2 separate regions of the Homo sapiens genome follow, and region 2 is linked to region 1. Evidence: read pairs that join two places in POLR2A ChIA-PET (ENCODE). Cell type or tissue: PC-3. All regions are shown on one strand.

Evidence for each region. Peaks named below come from ENCODE experiments on the same cell type or tissue, not always from the same donor. Only the 100,000 strongest peaks of a DNase experiment are listed, where the experiment ranks them.
Region 2: POLR2A ChIA-PET joins it to region 1 with 8 read pairs; 4 of 35 experiments call an interaction of 5 or more read pairs at or near these places.

The regions. Positions count from the first base shown.
Region 1 is chr6:35,095,503-35,098,002 of GRCh38, reverse strand. It overlaps a transcript of ANKS1A not described here. Among named protein-coding and RNA genes, the nearest start is that of TCP11, 45 kb to the left of the region's middle. RefSeq lists a silencer at 1,305-1,505. In PC-3, no CTCF peak of the experiment used is centred here; a DNase peak (open chromatin) is centred at 1,362; H3K27ac peaks cover 1,353 bases.
Region 2 is chr6:35,033,682-35,036,181 of GRCh38, reverse strand. All of the region lies in intron 11 of ANKS1A (ankyrin repeat and sterile alpha motif domain containing 1A), which reads right to left. Among named protein-coding and RNA genes, the nearest start is that of TCP11, 110 kb to the left of the region's middle. In PC-3, no CTCF peak of the experiment used is centred here; no DNase peak of the experiment used is centred here.

The DNA of each region.
Region 1 (2,500 bases):
AAAAGATGGTTGCATCCAACTTACGCTTCTGACAAAATGGGACCTGTTCACATGGCTAAATTTTGCTCCAATAACTAATCCAGTGAAAGCTGTGGAACAAAATTTTCGTAAACAGTTTAGCTTTTTAAAATCTCTTCATCCTTTTCCTTTTTTCTGTTTCAAAGAGTTTGGGGGTAACTCTTCAGTGTTTGCATTTTAACTAAGACCAACTGAACTGTATAAGAAGAACAGTCTCCAAGTGGCCTTGAATTAGCAGCAAATTTATCTTTTGTTTGCTGGTCTGGTTTACTTGAATAATCAACGTGGATGGGCAAGCATTTTGGCTGTGTGTGTGTGTGTATGTGTTTTTTTTTTTTTTTTTTTTTCTTTTGGCTTTTTCTGGTGCCTTGTGTCAGACTTAAGCAGTTTTTATGCTGGACAGAGAAACCTTATATTATTACTCTGAGCTAATGATTGTCACCTGTTTGGTCTAGAAGCCCAATTTTTTTTTTTTTGAGACGGAGTCTGGCTGTGTCACCCAGGCTGGAGTGCAGTGGCATGATCTCAGATCACTGTAATCTCTGCCTCCTGGGTTCAAGCGATTCTCCCGCCTCAGCCTCCCAAGTAGCTGGGATTACAGGCACCTGCCACCATGCCCGGTTAATTTCTGTATTTTTAGTAGAGATAGGGTTTCACCATGTTGGCCAGGTTGGTCTCAAACTCCAGACCTCAAGTGAGCTGTCTGCCTCGGCCTCCCAAAGTGCTGGGATTAAACCTGGCCCTGAGAACCTAACTTTTATAAGCATTTACCTAGTTCTTTTTCTTGTAGACTATTAATCCTTCAATTAACTGTTCTATCACCTTAAGTGGTTGTTAGACAAACCTAAATTTACATTTACAAAAGGTGTCTAGGTTGTTGGCTGCCATGAAGCTGTTGTAATTTGTAAAGCCATTAATTTGAAAGACCTTTAAGATAAAAAAAAAAAAATTGGCTGGAATGCCATTAGAAGAGAGTGTTATCTCAACACCAGCAGAAAAGTTAGCAGATTCAAAGTAGAGATCTTAGAAGGATCCATATGTTAACATTGTAGTTGGAGGGTTTGTGTGTGTTTTTTTTTTCTTTTTTAGAGGGTTTGACTAATGACCATTGAGCTCTGAATTTTCCTTCACGTAATTTGCCCATCAGTTAAAAAATATGCATAAGAATGGGCCATATTATATAGCTGGCTGGAGCCTCAGAAAACCTGGCATGCCTTAGCGTTTGTGAATCCCATTCCATTTCTTATTAATCTCTCAAGAGCAAAGATAATCCTGTAAATCCACCAGAGAATGTCAGGCGTCTGGACTGGTATTTTAGATCATGGCAACTGCCCTCATGGCTTTTAATTAGTCATCCACTAGTGTCTGCCATTTGGAATGTTTATTTTTGCTCTTGGAGAATTTCCAGAAATCAGCAAAGGAAAAGGGCCAAATCATTTACAGACACGCATAACCAAACCAAAATGAGACCAAAATTAGTGTTCACAATACTTTTAACCCAGGTGTGCAGATTAAACACACTATTAAATTAGGCATGCAGGAAGAACCAAAAGTAAATTCTCCAGAAAAGACTTGCCTCACAGATAGGATATAAATTCTGTAGAAACCAGAGCACTCAAACCAGAAGGGCCCTTGTCCTCATCCCAGAAAGGACTTTCCAGAAAGGACAAAAAGTCTTTTATCATCCCAGGAGGGAGGGATGTAGTGTCCTTTATTAAAGACAGACTTGTAACTGAAACAAATCCTCTATAAAGTGAAAAACAACTCACCAAAGAGAGGGAGTCTGAGAATCCTACAGGAGATTCACCTGGCTGGAAAAGGCAACTCATGAAGATGGAGAGCACAAAGGGCTCAGTCAGAATACACTCAGTTTCAGGGGCCTCTGATTCTTCTGAAGTGAGCCTGCCTCATCCCACTTCTGACAACATTTATGTCAATCTCAATAACAAATGGAGTGAGGCCCTCTAATAAAAGAAAATGATATTTATTTGGTAATAAGGTATTGCAATGGGAATACATGTGTGATAGTAAACCATGTGCATATTCAGGGACCTGAAGGAAGACAGAGGTTTTCAAAGGAAAAATGAGGATTACATAATTGTTTTGAGATAATTATCCTTGGCTACAAGGATCAATAACAACGGTGGGGCCAGTTTGGGGTTGGACAGTCAGTTGCTGAGCAGATGTCCTTGCAGAAGTATTTTTTTGGTATAAGGTTGTGATGGTCTTTGTGCTAGGTTCTAGTTTTCAAAAGGTTGTGGTCTTTTGTAATAATAGTTTTTGTTACCAGGCATTTATGCATGAGAACTGTCTCTCCAGCTTTTTTTTTTTTTTTAACACAAAAGTGACTGTTTTTTTTGTTGTTTTTTGTTGTTTCTCTCTTTCTTTCTCTCTTTCTTTCGTCTTTCCTTTTTTTTTTTTTTTTTTTGTGACACAGTCTCCCTCTGTTGCCCAGGCTGGAGTGCAGTGGCGCAATCTTGGC
Region 2 (2,500 bases), 62 kb after region 1:
TGAATGCCACAATTAAAGGTGCTGCCAAGGTAAGTTAGTACTATGCCCAACACCAATCAAAGAATGTAAAAGCACCCAGCATGAAATCCATGTTCATAATTGGTACTCCCCTGATATATTATGACATTTAATCACTCCAACTGCTGAAGGGAAAACTAGAGCCATTCACTAGAATTAAGGATGCTATGATAACCTCCTCAACTGGGGTTTTAAATGAACCTTGTGCTAACAGCTTTCCTGCTCTGAATGTAAAGCAGGAGGCAAGCGGAGAGAGGTGGGGCAGCCACCTGTGAAGGGCAGTCACTGAGGACATGGCTCTGTATTTCCAAAAGGCCTGGTTTCTGAATGAAGCCAACAAGCACTGGCCTGCCACACTCCACAGGAAACCGGCAGGAAACGCTCTTGTTTTATTCTGTTTAACAGAAAGACAAACTGATATCCAGGGATGACTAGTAAATCAACTGTGGAACTGAGAAGTGAGGCTGATTCCCGACTCGCCCAGGTTGGCAACCTCTGAGCAGTTTGCAGCCAGCCTTGAGGTAGAACTCAAAACAAACATCTACCCTAAGACCCATGTGTCAATGTGACATGAGGGTGGAAACAGAGGCCAGCAATGGCCATGTCAAGAGGGGTACCCAGGGGGTGGGGCACATTTACCCACCTATAAGCTCAATAGCCTCCTGCCAAGCCAACACCAATAAAAATAAAATGCTTTTACATATAAACAACTAATGTTTTCTTATTCTTATTTAAGATATAAATAGAAGTGTATTTTAGAAAATTCTTTTTGTTGATCTAAGACATAAAACAGGTAAAACAAAGCCAAACAGTGAAGCACACCATTCAGATGAGCCCCCAGCCCCTACTTCAACCAGATGGCTGCTCTTAAGCCCTCTTTAGATAGAATTCAGGAGCCACTCAACTTCCTTCAAGGAAACTTCCTAAGAGAAGGAATTGTGTCCTTTAACTCTACCCCCTGCACCCAGCACCTAGCACCAAGCTTGACACATAATTGGCACCTAGTAAATACCTGCTGATAAAGTAAAGTGCACGGTCCGGCCAGCCTGCTCAGCCACTGGCAGTGCAGCTGAGAAGAGGGCTCCAGGGAGGCCAGCCAACGCCTTTCTTCCTGTTACTCAGGGCGAGGCCGTTCCCAAGCCAACATTTGCCACTTACTCGCGGGTAATGAGTCCCACAGGCTATCGCCACCAGTGTCAAGTGAGCTGTTTCCCTCACTTTTTGTAAAATATCCCCTTTAAGTTTTTGCATCTGGGTTTTGGCTCAGGATGCCAGGATTCGTGATCAAGTCTGTCCTTAGCCCATTTGTCCTTCTGTGATGTCACAGGGATCAATCATCACTCGGCTCAGGCTTCCTCTCTTCGGCCTCACTTTTGTAGATCTGACTGCCTCTGACCAAGCTCACTTCAGATTTATGATGTTTTATTTCCTTTTCTAGCACAACAGTGAAGAAATGTAGACACAATTACCTTATTACATAAAATTTAGCAAATGATGCAATGATACCGGCCTGAGTAATACCAAGACTACAAAGGCTTAAAAATATCTTTTAATTAATGTAAGTGAGAGGCACTGTCTAAACTAAACTAAAAGGCACAGCCACAAATTTGACAAGGGTACATGGTGCTCCCCAGATGCAGACAGAACTTCCCACAAGCCAGGTCTAGACCCAGGAATCTTGTAATTTCTTGTTTCAGATGCTCTGACTAACGTCAATGAGTGCCCTGCAGGTCCACTTGCCTTCCCCAATGCCACTTAGGGTGTCCCTGAAAAACAAGGCTGGGGCTAGTGACTGTGGGATAGCTGATCCCACACTATTCACTTTCCAAGTCTGTCTCGGGTTTGACTCCAGACAGAGAACAAACATTCAAGAAAAAGAACCAAAACACTTACGGTGATGTCAAAATAGAAAACCACCCACAAAAGCTTATACACAATTTGCAGTGGATCACTACAATGAAACAAACACACATATGCTGTTCCTTGAAAAGGAGAAAGCAAAACTAAGTGGCAAAAGGTACCAAGGTAGCAAACTAATATACCTCTAAGAAATTCATCAGCAGACACACAGACACACCCCTGGTAAAAAGGGCACAGCAAACCTAAACCTGCAACATTATGTTCTCATAATGCCACATAGAGCAGTTGAAAGCCTGGCAATAGTAGGTGCTGAGTAAATGTTGCTTTGTGGAACCACCGACCAAAGGAACCTGAGTGTTAACACCACTGATGACTTCTAACAAGTACCTTAGTGGAGCTCTCTTCCAGGAACAGGGCCCGATCCTGCCGCTGAACAGGCTGCAACATCCAGCCTGCTCAGGTCCACCTGGGGAAGTGAACCCCTTCCAGAGCACAGAGAGACGTTAATGCATCTCTGCATGAGGACCAATAGACTCGTTCTTCATTGAGATCAATCTCTGTTTCCATCCTCAAGGGCCTGGCAGATTTTACATTGGAATCTTTGTCAGCGGTGAAACAAATG